Regions from separate parts of the Mus musculus genome. Here regions 1 and 2 are each linked to region 3. Evidence: chromatin contacts called from ENCODE POLR2A ChIA-PET data. All regions are on one chromosome and are shown on one strand. Each heading gives the region's core, a stretch centred on a gene start or an enhancer-like site at or near the end of the contact. The rest is flanking DNA. Distances are from core to core; before and after follow the strand shown.

Region 1 (4,125 bases), core at 658-3,157, 100 kb after region 3:
CTGGGGGAGACCTAACAATGGCTCTCTCCCCTCACGGTCTCATTGACAAGCCAAGGAGTGAAGCTGCCAACATTCTCCCCGAGGCACCAATGAATGCGTTTATTGGGCTCCTTACAGAGCATATTTGAGGGGTTACACACACATTTGAGGGGACCCTCCACCCATAGCCACATAGACGAAGTGCCCTCCCCTAGCTCTTCCCCACCTATGCACCTTAGCCTCTCCGGGAGGCCACGTGCAGTTAGGGTAGAACTGCACACTGGCTGGGTAGAACTGGCTGGGAATGGGCTGAACAAGGGTCCCAGCTGGGCGACGCTCGTGAGGAAACACCTGGAGATGGTGGGTGGATGTTTGCCTTGGATGGGCACTAGATCCAGGTGCCAGTGGACACCCTGTGACAAATGCAGCACCTTCACTTTCCTTTGTGGAAGGAAGAAACCAGTGTAGAGAGTCAGGGCTGCTCTGCTCACTGCTCCCCCTGCTGGTCACCTCAGAGTGATGGCGCCATCTGAGGTCTGCCCCTCAGAGCTCATTCTTATACACCCACCTTGTTCATCAAATATGTGTGTGCCTCAGGTGTGCTGGGGCCTGCTCTAGGTGCTGGGGATACAGCAGCAAAGAGCTAAAGGGCTCAGTGCGGTGGTGCTCAGCTTTAATCCTAGCACTCAGGTGGCAGAGGCCGACGAATCTCTTAATCTGGCCAGTTTAATCTGGACTACACAGAATATTCCAGGCTAGCCGAGGTGACACAGTGAGAGCCTGTCTCCAAAAAATAAAATAAAGTAAAAAATAAAAAAGAGGGGCTGGAGAGATGGCTCAGTGGTTAAGAGCACTGGCTGTTCTTCCAGAGGTCCTGAGTTCAAATCCCAGCAACCACATAGTGACTCACAGCCATCTGTAATGGGATCCGATGCCCTCTTCTAGTCTGCAGGTATATATGCAGATAGAGCACTCTTATACATAAAACAAATAAAATTTTTTAAAAAATCAAAAAGATTCGAGGCCAGCCTAGTATACAAAGTGAGTTCCAGGACAGCCAGGGCTATACAAAAACCAAAAAAAAAAAAGGAGGACAGAAAGGGAAGAGGGAAGTGCTAGGGAACAGAGGACATGAAGGAAGGAGGGGAGGGAAGAGAAGGATGGGTATATATATATATATATATATATGGATATGGATATGGATATATATATATATATATACATATAGTTATATAGTTATATACAGAATATATATTTTATAAATATATAATTATATATAGTTATAGATGATATATGGTATTTAATTGATATATGTGACATGTAATGTATGGCATGATATATAATATATACAATATATAATTTTATAGCATAATTATATAATCATATATTATATACTACATATCACACATTACATACCGCATATTACACATTACATGATATATATTTCACATTATATGTGTGTGTGTATATGTGTGTGTGTATATATATGTATATATATTATATTATATATATATATAAATTCTCTTGTGTCCCAGTGACATGATGAAGTTATGTCATCATGAAGAAGGACTGCAGGCAAAAACCGAAGAAAATAGAGACTGGCAGCTTTGAGGCCAACCTGGTCTACAAAGTGAGTTCCAGGACAGCCAGGGCTATACAGAGAAGCTCTGTCTCAGAGAGAGAGAAAGAGAGAGAGAGAGAGAGAGAGAGAGAGAGAGAGTTCTGTTGCCACAGTTAAGTTGGCCTCCAGAGGACTGACGAAACTGAAGGACCAGAAGCTCGACCATCTAAGACATCCCCGCCCTACAATAAGTGGGTGGATTTATGTAACAACAGCAAGAGCAGGCTCAGTCACGGAGCTCCCAATTGGCCTACATGAAGCCCTCAGTCTCCTGATGTTCCTCCTGCCCACCAGCAGGTGGCGGGGGCAGCCTGCATCTGGACGATGGTTTCCAGGCTCTGCTTTCCAGAGAGATAAAAAAGGAAGCCGCTCTGGCTCCAGGGGCTTCTAGCTTCTTCCCCTCTGTGTAAAGAGTTGGGAAATCTCAGGACTAGAGAGATGGCTAAGCAGTTGGGAGCACTTGCTGCTCTTCCAGAGGACCCAGGTTCAATTCCCAACACCCACATGGCAGCTCATAACTGTTTGTAACTCCAGTTCCAGGGGGATCTGACACCCTCACACAGATATACATGCAGGCAAAAAACACCAATGCACATAAAATAATTTAAGAAAATATTAGGGAAAAAAAGAGTGGACATGTAGCCAAGGCTATCCTTGAACTCTTAATCTTTCTGGGATCCAGCACCAAAGAGTTTTGGCTGGGACTATTGCTCATTGATAATGTGTGTGCTTAGCACAACACACACAGGTAACAATAAAATAAATCTTAAATATTTAGAACCAGGCTCATTTCTAAAGTGCCAGCCCTGGCGAGATTGAGGCAAGAAAAATTATAAGTTTGAGCCCAACTTGGATTAATTCAATTCTGAGTATAGATTTAAATATCCCCCCCCCCTTTTTTTTTTCGAGACAGGGTTTCTCTGTGTAGCCCTGGCTGTCCTGGAACTCACTTTGTAGCCCAGGCTGGCCTTGAACTCAGAAATCCACCTACCTCTGCCTCCCCAGTGCTGGGATTAAAGGCGTGCGCCACCACGCCTGGCTTTGATTTTTTTTTTTTTTTTTTTATTACTTGTGGAATGAAAAGCAAAGCAAAAAATATGCAGCAGGAAATCAATCTCGCTGTGGTCTAATCACACTGTTCTAGGGCTCTCGGTGCTGCGCTGAGAGGGAGGAACCTAAGGGTCAATGACGGGGATGGGTACAGTGACATCAGAGAGGCTAATCGTACGTCCAGAGAAGTCAGACAAGAGAGATGGCTCTGCAGTTAGGGGTACTTCTAGTTCTTGCAGAGGACCTGGGTTGATTCCCAGCGACCACATGGTGGCTCACAACTGTCCATAACTCTAGTTCTAGGATGTACATGATACACAGACATACATGGGCATACCGTTAATCCTCAGGAGGCAGAGGCAGACGCAGGCAGATCTCTGTGAGATCTGCATAAGAGTTCCAAGCCAGCCAGGGCTACACACAGAAACCCTGTCTCCAAAACAAAACAAAAACAAAAGCAATAAGGCCAAGACTGACTGAGGAAGACGGACATCCATCAACGGCCTCCACATGCATATGTACTCGAACATGCGCACGCGCACACACACACACCAAAATAAATAGAGCAAGAGAAGAAAGGCATGGGAGAGAAAGGGGCCTGGCCTGGGATTCAGCATGTGGCAGTCGTCCTCCCCCTCCTCTGTGAGGGCTCAGCACAGGGAGCTGAGGTCGTAGGAGTATCCTGAGGCTCTCAGTGAATCCTAGCAATGTACTGAAACAGCTCTTGGGCGGCTCTGCAGCTGCTACTGAAGGTGCATCAAGCCCCAGGGTGGGATGTAGCTAACAGATGTCTTCAGATCACTGGGAATCCACTCTGTTCAATAACTGCTATTTTTGTTCTGGGAACCAAACATCTGCTCTAACGGCTCCTCTGGGGACCTAGGGCGAGGCTGTGATGTGTTCAAGGGGGAATTATGTCACAGCCTAGAAAAGAGGGAAGGAGTCTTGGGGATTAAGAGGACATCAGAGGAGGAGGGTCCCTGTGAAGAGGAGGATGAAGATCCACATGGGGCAGCAAGCTCCTTGTAATGGACAACCAGACTGGAACCTATAGCCAGCCCCCTCCCATGCTCTCCCTGTAGGAGGCACTTAAGATACCTCTTAAGGAAGGGTGAGGCAGAAGGGTCCTAGGTGGGGAGGAGGGGTCCTATATGGGGAGGAGGGGTCCTAGGTGGGAAGGAGGGTAGTAGGTGGGGAGGAGGAGGGTAGTAGGTGGGAAGGAGGAGGGTAGTAGGTGGGGAGAAAGGGTACTAGACCTGTGTGAGTACCATAGGACTCCTCCCCGAGTCTATCTGCTCCTGATTTGGACAGAGATACCAAACAGGACATAGATTCCAGGGCCCAGGTCTGTGCAATCCTTTCGAGAAGGAGGAAAGAACTGGGCAGCCACAGTCAAAAGACACTGGCTCACAGAGAGGTAAGGGCCCCCAGAGCTCTTACTGTCAGTGGGCAGGAAACACTAGGCTGAGCCACAC
Region 2 (4,157 bases), core at 1,467-3,966, 86 kb after region 3:
CAATTGCTCTCAGGCCCCTTCCGTACTAAATGTGCAGAAACCACCCTGCTACCAGCATCTCCAGCACTGGGTTGGAACAAGTCCTTGCTTGCCAGAGGCTTTGAAATCTCAGGATGAAAGATGCCGGGGCAGCAAACCTGCACCCTGGGTAAGAGCACGCCTGACCTTTGCCAGGACTTGCAGGCTGGTATTCACCTGCTCACCTGCTAAGGGAGGGTGGAAGGTGGCCAGCCAAGCCTTAGCACCCTAACAGGCCTGGGAGCTTAGGGCCCTGTGGGAGGGGTGTTCTCACAGCTGACACTTCCACAGGGAGGGAGGGCTCTGGAATCTTAATCATGTACCTGCTGGGTGGGGTGAGGGGACTGAATGGGTGGCTGGAGGTGGCAAAGTCACAACCCCATTTCCCTCCAACAAATTCTTAAGGAAATTAGTTCGTTCTCTCTCTCTCTCTCTCTCTTTCTCTCTCTCTCTCTCTCTCTCTGTTGGACTACCTTCTTGTAGCACCCACCCTTACACTCAGGAGCCTCCCTGGCGAGCCTGCCCTGGGATCTAGGGCATCTGAAGAGGGATTATTAATAGCACTTTCAAGTGTTTGGAGGAAAGGTAAGCAGGTTGAGTGGGCACAACCCTATTCTCCCCAGCCTGTATCCACAAAACAAACTCAGCCCTCTCCGGAAGGGGCCACTCCACCGTCCCCTGGCTTCGGTCCCCTGGCTTCGGCTCCACTCAGGGAGTTGGCCAGGAGGTCAGGGGTGGGTTCTCAGCCTAAGACTTGGGAAGGTGGGAGATCTGGGTGTGGGGAAAAGAAAAAAAAAAAAAAAAAACCACTGAAGTAGGGCACACCCCACCCATGCTTGCTGAGAGCCTGAGAGGAGGCTCTGAATGGAGAGACTGTTACAGAACCCCAGGAGGTTGCCACCAACAGGGAAGGGACAGGAAGACTCCGCCCTGCCCTTCCTGAGCCCAGGCCTTGTCCTACAAGGAGGCCTTCCAGGACTTAACCCCTAGCTGTTCAGAGGTGAGAAATGGTCTATATCACCCATCCTGTCCCCAACTCCAGGCCTGGCCAAGTGACTGGATAGTCCTTCTTTGGCACCTTCTTTGTGCCCGGCCACAGTGAAGCCCTGGAAGTGGGGACACCTGCCTTATTCTAGGGTCCCTGCTATCAAGGGGAAATATAGCCAAGCACCCAACAGGACATCAAGATAATGTAGGGACACCACACTCAATGAACAGGGAGACAAATGAAACCAAAGGAACTGTCTCCTCTTCCTGTGCTCTGATAAACCCAGCTGGTTGGCACGCCAGGTCTCAGGGCCTCCTGTACTAAGCAAAGCTCACTAAGCTCTCAGCAGCCATCCCAAGAAGTCAACACCCGCCCCTTAGGAAGGCAACACCGAAGCTCTTGGACATTGTGACTGGCTCAAGCAGGGCAGTGGTGCCCCAGGCCTTTAATCCCAGCACTTGGAAGGCAGAGGCAAGTGGCTCTCTACGAATTCGAAGCCAGCCAGGTCTACAGCCACAACTACATGGTGAGACCCTGGCTGGGAAAACCAAAACAAAAGAGACTGGCTCAGGATCACACACTTGGGAGAGAAGCTGAAATTACATTCAGGACCGCCAGGCCTGACTTGCCTGTGGTCAGCCAAGCTTTGTTTTGGGATAGCCTGAGATTCTCACCCCATCTCCCACTCCCTACAATGAGCCCAGGATCCTGCACTCCACAGACTTGGGAGCAACTCCCTCTAGAGAAGTGTCCACCGCGCAGTGACAGGCTGAGAGCAAGGCTGGCAGAAGGAAGGTACTGAGAGGTACTGAGAGACTGAACTCTGGCTCTGAGAGAACCAGCTCTGGCCATAAACAGACCCCCTAGGCTGTAGTGCCAGCACTCTGCTGAGGTAAAGCCCAAAGACAGGGACCCGCCCCTTCAAGGGCACCCCATCTCTCCTTAGCCCCACTCTCCACATTCGGTCCCCGGCTCTCTAAGGGCCCATCCCCCTGTAAGCTTCAGCCACGTGTACCCGGACTGAGGCCAGGGCGAGGAGGAACAAGGCAGCTGAGGGGGGAGTCTGGAAGGTCTGACTCTGTGGGGCAGAGTCCAGAGTAGAGGTTAGGCTTGGAACGTTGTTGGGAAAGATGGGGGGCGCGACCCCTCCGCCACGCCTGTAAGTGCATGGTTCTGGCCAGGCTGGGCTCCAAGGGGAGCAGTGGGATCCAGTAGAGAAATGGGATCCCAGGCTCCTCAAAGGGTGAAAGGAGCATACAGAAGGGCCTGGAAGGGCCGTCCAGACCGAGAGAGAACAAGTTCGGAGGAAGAGTAAGGGTCTGGCCGGCTCTCGTCCCGACCTGGGCCTTGACTCTCGAGTACCGCTCCCCATGAGATCGGAGGCGTGGCCCGGGGTGCCCGGGGAGCCCCAGGCCGGCCGGGCGCTGAGCGGTGCTCACCTGCGATGTGCTGGCGCCGTGCGTCATCCAGGTGTGTGGACAGTACGTCTCCCATGGCGAGGAGAAGACGCGGCCGGATCCGCCCGCCGCTACTCAGACTGACGCCGCTGGCGCCATGGAGTCCGCAGGCCCCGCTGCCGCCGTCGCCCCGCAGCCCCGCTGCCGCCTCGGCTGCTCTCTCTGCGCTCCCACCGAGATCCCCACCGCGTCCCTCCCTCCGGCCGCTGCTGCCTCTCTAGCCCGCGCCCAAGCCCCGGCGCCCGCCCCGCCCCGCCCCGCCAGGCCAGGCCAGGCCACGCCCCTGTCGGAGCCACGCCCTCCTCTCCAGTCCAAGGCGGGAGGGGACCTCCAGACAGCGAGGAGACTTAGACAAAGAGAAGATCCCCAGAAAGGAGACCCGGGACGGACCTGCTTGGTGTGCTTCAAATTCAGATAGCAGCGAAGAAAAGGCTGATGGGGGTATCGCAGAAAACGGAGAGCCCTTGGGGCTGTAGCCTAAGCGTCTCCTCTCCCCTCCTCAAGCCGAGGACAATGTAGGGACTACAAGGGGACGCCGGGACGGACGTGTGGGAATTCAGCATTCCTCCTGCCCCCTTCCCCCAGTCTCGCCCACAGCTGCTTGCACTGGGGAAGTCCCCTAGCCTTGATCGGACCTGTCCTAGAAGGTGTGCCAACCCGTCTTGCACAATAGATAGGGGTAGACGGGGAGGGAAAATGGACAAGTATGGGGTGGAAGACTGAGGGACAAGGGAGGGGAAGAGATGGGGCGGGGGGTGCGGGGGGACATGGTTAGAGCTCAAAGATATCATCAAGAGGTCATTCCTCAGGCCCGGCTCGTGGGCGTTTCATTCGAAGGAGGCTTGCTGAACAGAGCAAAGCAGGAAGGCTATTTTTGCACTTTGTTAGACTGTCTGAAATGAAAAGCCGGGACCTCGGACTCTGGGTACTTGTACAGTAGGGCTGGGCATGGGTAGGTAACTAACAGAAGGTGTTTCGGTTTCTGGACCTCCCAAGCCGGTAGAGGAGACTAATTTGATGACTTGGTCTGCACTGCCTGTGTGACCAGGGCTGGCTGTGTTGCTGCTCCCTCACACCTCTTGGCTCACCACTATAATGCGCTCCACCAGTTATTAGCTGCTCTCCCTGTAACCCTGACACCTGGCAGCAGGATTGTAACAGTTACCTATAACTAGGCACCTGTCTTGTAGGCCTGTCACCACCACACCAGGTGATGCAGACTCTCTGTCATGCTTTCCATCAGCAGTCAGCCACTGTGGTGAACACTCATTTGCTAAGCCTCCTGCAAGATGCTGTGCTTAAGTGTAGGGGTGCATGCAGTAGGGAGGACAGATCTGAGGCTGTGGGGCTGGCGAGACGGCTTAGCTTAGCGGTAAGAGCTCTTACTACTCTTGCAAGAGCACTCCGGTCCTTTCCTGGCACCCACATCAGGCAGTTCACAAATGCCTATAACTACATTTCCCGGGTATCTGACTACTACTTCTGCCTCTACAAGCTACTATACTCACCTGGGGTGAATAAATTCATGCAGGAAAACACATGTACATATAAACAAATAAATGATAAGATGTTGAGGTCAGCCTAAACAAGCTGCAAAGCAAGTTTGAGGCCAGTCTAAGACACATAGGAAGACCCTCTTTCAAAAGTTCAATGGCTAAACTGGACAACTAGTGGTGCTCTCGTCTTTAACCCAG
Region 3 (4,558 bases), core at 1,906-4,405:
CTGGGGACTGTAACCTCAGTTTCCCTTTATGGTAAAGAGGACTCCACAAAGCCGGGGGTGGTGGCGCATGCCTTTAAGCCAGCCTGGTCTACAGACTGAGTTCCAGGACAACCAACAACCAGGGCTAGAGAAACCCTGTCTACAAAACAAAACAAAAAAGAAAAAAGGACCCCACAAGACAGCACAGGCCTCCTTGGCGCCTCCCTCCTAGCCACCAGACTAGACTGGTGAGCAGGATGTGGCTTAGGTTAATGCTGACCATGCCTATTACCCATCTGGAATGGTTGTGAACCACCTTGAGTGCTGGGAATCAAATTCAGGTCCATTTGATGTCCCACTCAAGTCACTGCTGCAGCCCCAACAATTGCACTGGGTTTGCTTCTCTAAATACAATTTTATTGGAAAAATGCAAAGGTCACAAAGCATTATTTTCCCTTGTGTTGTTACTGCTACTGCCATTGGTCCAGGTTTACGCTGCTCTTTCAATATGCCCTGCTGTACTTAGTAGCTTTTGTTAATTGTAGATATCTACCAAAACCACATTCCCCAGACTTATGGAAAATGTTAAGGATTAATGCAATTGCTATGCCAGAGATCCCACTGTACCTCCAGGATGGGGAGGATCCAGAGCAAGCTTTAGTGTATCATCCATCTGACTTAAGACTCATAGCTCTGAACCTCCCAGCCACGCCCACAGAAGTGCCTTTCCTTCTAGGCTGTACTACCCCAGGACTTTGAATCAGTGCTTTCTAGATCCTGCTACCACAGCCATACTGAACCTCCCAAAACCCTCCCCTGGCCCCAAAAAGCAGCCAAGCCCATTCACTGGTTATCAGATAGTCTTTTATTGGAATATTTTCTTGTTGCTTCTTAACTCTGTGGGAAAAGAAATATTGTCAATCACAACAGGGAATATAAGTTAACAATGCCCCAGTAAAACACCAAAAGTAAAGCAACAAAAGTCCAGCTTTCCCCCAGCCTAACTGCTTCCCCCTTATATAACAGTCACTTACAGCTGGGCACTCCACTGCACCACTGTTGATGTCATCTATGATGTCATGAGGGTGGCGGCCATCCACATTGCAGCCCACAGACTGTGCAGTACCCAGGATCTCCTTGATAGTTCCTACAGTAAGAATGGTGGCCTCAGTCACAGGGGAAAGAATTCCAGGGTTCCATTGCAGGAACACAGGGAAAAAATATGGATCCATGGGAAAATCCAAATCTTGAACCTTCAACAGCAAAGTGGCAGCCACCACTCAGGGAAAATAGCGTGCTCTTACCAGAAAGTTCTCTAGCCAAAGACCGGTGTCTCATCTGCCGGGCAATGTTGACAATCTCATCAAAAGTAATGTTCCCACTGTGTTTAACTGCAGAAAGCAAGTACAGGGCCTTTTACAGCTTCCCCTGTCTTCTGAGATCATGGCTCCATTTTACCTATCGCTGGGCTGTTCCCATGCTTTCGGCACAGAGCCATCCACATGTAGGACAGCCCTGTTTCCTAAAAGCTGGGGCTCACTGTCAGCTCACCACTGGATTGCACCAGCCAACAATACTGGTCAGGTGCAGTGGCGGGTGGCTGGGGCACAAGCAAGTCCTCACCAGCAGCCCTAACACGATTTTAGGGATGGAAACAGATAAAGTTAAACCCCTGAGGCACTGTTTCATTTCTGCACCCAGGAAAGGGAACAGACAACAGACGCCTACTGTGATCTCATTCCACCCCTAGGTCCCAAGAAAGGGGTCGACACAGCTGAGTAGCACACTGCAGCGGAAACCCAGGGAGTGGGGCCGACTCACTGTTCTTCTGCTTCTTCCTGTCTCTCGGTGGCTCCTTGAGGGCTTTGATGATCAGGGCTGAGGCAGAAGGCACCACCTCGATCTGCAAAGAGACTTGATGTGAACACAGCCCAGAAAACCAACCACCACCAGACACGCTAAAGGGCCCCGAAAAAACAGCTCGGCTAGCTAAGGTGCTTCCTGCTGGCCTCACCTCCAGAGTTGAATCCCTAGCATGGCGGACTCCTGCACCCTGGCACCTACTACTGACTTACAGTGAACCCTGTCGTATAGCCCTCCCACAAGGATAAAATCCGATTCACCGGGACAGGGAAATCTTTGCCAAGACCCATGATTCCTGAGGGCTGCTATCTCAACCCTTCCCTCAACCCCCCACAGCAAGCAATGTAAATACCTGGGCCTGTCTGTTCTGGATGGTCAGTTTCACTGTAATTCTGAGACCCTTCCAGTCACCGGTAGCCTTGGCAATGTCATCGCCAACTTTCTTCGGAGACTGTAGAAATAATAGCATTCGTTACCATGTGCCCAAAGTTGAAGCCAGGACCTTCAAGCTCACCGCCAGCCCTCCTCACCGTCCCACAGGAGCCTGCCCACAATGGCTCCACATCCTTCTTCACTAAGACAACTCTGCAGTAAGGGCTAACAAAGCAAAACACTTTCTGCTGCAATGGGGAACCCTCGGAGCTTTAAACACTAGGTTCCCGTGCGTTACCCACGGAGGCTAGTGGATTTAAGCAAGTCCAATGGCTGCCTCAACCGGGCTGTGGCACGAGCCTCCGTGCACGTGTTATCTCAGTTTTCCTTTGCGTCCCAAGTCCCAGCACCCACATCCCGGCCTGCACCAGGGACATGGTGGCCTCTTCTGCCCTCCACGGGGACAGAACACATCTACAGGCCAAACAGCATGCACGTTAGAGGTCTACGGCTCGGGAGCGACGACTTACCAGACCCAGAGGACCGATCTTCGGGGCCAAGGCGGATGTGGCGCCGACCTCGCCTCCGGTGCACCTCAGGTACACTGAAGAAAAAGCAAAATCAGAACCTCTGCGGCGCAGGCCGCCCTGCGCGCTGCCGTCGGGCTTCAGATGTCCCGGGCCAGGCCTTACCCTAAGGCGCACGGGCCGCCAGAGCGTCGGGCTCCCTCCCCTCTTACACACGTGGCAGCCAAGGCCCAAGGGAGACCCGCCAGGCCCCGGGACAGCACCCGGGCGCGGCGAGGGCACGCACCGACTTTGACCTCGTTGGGGTCGAACTTGGGCGGCATGGTGGAGGCGGCTGGTGTCGGATGAACCCGGATTCGGGACGACCGAAGAAAGTTGCACCGTTGCCTCCTCCGAGCCGAAAGCCGAAAAGACGGATCCTGCTCCGCCCACGCCGGATATAGGCGGAAAAGCTCAGCTCTCGCGAGAACCGCTGGCCCCACCCAGTCTCTGGGCGACACCCTGGTCGCCCTGTTTCTTATGGGCAGGCGTCTGCGGCAGAGGACTGCAGAGCTTGGTCTGTGGGTGAGCTCGGGATTCGGAAGGGGTAAATGTTCGGAGCACCTTGCCTGGGCAACAGAGTAGGGCTGCACCAGAGGTCCTGGTTCCTGGTCCACGTTCCCTTCTCTTGACGGTGACTCTGGAGCCCCTGGGACCCAGCCCAGGGCCCCGCCCCTCCCCTAAGGGATCTGCACCTGACTTGAGCGACCCTAGTACCAGTGCCACCCTAGTACCCTCCTAACCTGTTTGCGGTATGTGCATGTTAGTTACAGAAACAAACTATTCGAGTCTAATCACGAGTCTTTAATTCTGCAATTCCTTGGTTTCTAGAATCTCGAGACTTTGTCATCCTGAGTTGCGTGTCTTTCTGAAATTTAAAGTTTCGGTGCTCACTTCTATGTTTGAAGGAGACCGGACACCAGCTCAGCTTTTGGGGGCCAATGGTTTGTATCTGTGGCCAAGTCTTCGGAGTGACTGGCCTACCTTGAGGTCCACCCAAGAATCGGAACATCGGTGGAGGACCTCCCCATCCACAGAGCCAGGTTAGCCGCTGGCCAGCCCTGCCAGGGAAGGATGGGTGTGGTTCTTCCCAGCCAAGCTGGACCATCAGGAAAGTTCAAACCAGAACTGAACGAGCCCTGCTGAGAACGGTGAGGGAGGGGGAATTGGCAGAGATAGTCATTGAAGAAGGTATTTGGAAATGTAGATCTGGAGGATGGGGGCGAGGGAGGCTAGTCATTAGTGAGCCATCTGTAAGGGATTTAAGTCGTGGCCATCAGATAGGGATGGAGGGAGCTGTCTCTCAGGAGTGCTGCAATTGAGTGCGGAGAGTCCTGAGCAGGCCCTGCAGGCCCAGCAACCTCCTCTGACAGCCCACGCCCACAAATGGAGACCTGAAATCCCTCAGGACCACATGTGTCCTCTACTGCAAGGCTCCTCCAGCCCTCTTCTCCTTAGCAACTGTAATAGTACCTGAGTGCATTTGTCATGTGTGTGGTACCCTGTGGCAGAGTCTATGGCATAGACCTGACATACATGAAGTCACTGACCCCACAGAGGCCAGCATTGGCAACATTGCTCCATATTACAAATGAGGAAACCGGCTCCGACCAGTGACACAAAGTGACACAGCTAATGTCTTAGGTGTCAGAGCCCATGCCGTGAGTTACACACTTCCTCCAAATGATTATGTCCTTCCTATTGCTGGCCCTTAGACAGCACTGGAAGTTGCAGCCAGCTATGGGCAGCCAGCTACTGAATTCAGGACACAATGATTA

What was found. ChIA-PET counts read pairs that join two places held with the same protein, here RNA polymerase II (POLR2A).
Region 1: POLR2A ChIA-PET joins it to region 3 with 17 read pairs in embryonic stem cell. The contact joins the enhancer-like site here to the promoter of Rpl12 in region 3. POLR2A ChIA-PET finds 5 or more read pairs at or near these places in 4 of 5 experiments (Patski and embryonic stem cell).
Region 2: POLR2A ChIA-PET joins it to region 3 with 18 read pairs in embryonic stem cell. The contact joins the promoter of Niban2 here to the promoter of Rpl12 in region 3. POLR2A ChIA-PET finds 5 or more read pairs at or near these places in 3 of 5 experiments (Patski and embryonic stem cell).

Annotation. Positions count from the first base shown.
Region 1 is chr2:32,855,547-32,859,671 of GRCm38, reverse strand. No RefSeq gene overlaps it. Among named protein-coding and RNA genes, the nearest start is that of Stxbp1, 10 kb to the right of the region's middle. Within about 2 kb of position 1,907, at least 1 of the 3 ENCODE cell types and tissues checked has a DNase peak (open chromatin) inside an H3K27ac peak, as active enhancers do.
Region 2 is chr2:32,874,693-32,878,849 of GRCm38, reverse strand. It overlaps Niban2 (niban apoptosis regulator 2), which reads right to left and starts at 2,716. Exons shown (of 14, transcript NM_146119.2): 1 at 2,446-2,716. The coding sequence starts at 2,500. It overlaps Gm13523 (a long non-coding RNA gene), which reads left to right. Exons shown (of 3, transcript XR_003954026.1): 2 at 502-603.
Region 3 is chr2:32,960,309-32,964,866 of GRCm38, reverse strand. Rpl12 (ribosomal protein L12) reads right to left here and starts at 3,155. Exons shown (of 7, transcript NM_009076.3): 1 at 3,028-3,155; 2 at 2,745-2,818; 3 at 2,195-2,293; 4 at 1,801-1,882; 5 at 1,284-1,370; 6 at 1,014-1,126; 7 at 822-876. The coding sequence starts at 3,064. The coding sequence ends at 871. Lrsam1 (leucine rich repeat and sterile alpha motif containing 1) reads left to right here and starts at 3,226. Exons shown (of 26, transcript NM_199302.3): 1 at 3,226-3,305; 2 at 3,612-3,823. It overlaps Snora65 (small nucleolar RNA, H/ACA box 65), which reads right to left and starts at 1,566; the gene lies at 1,449-1,566.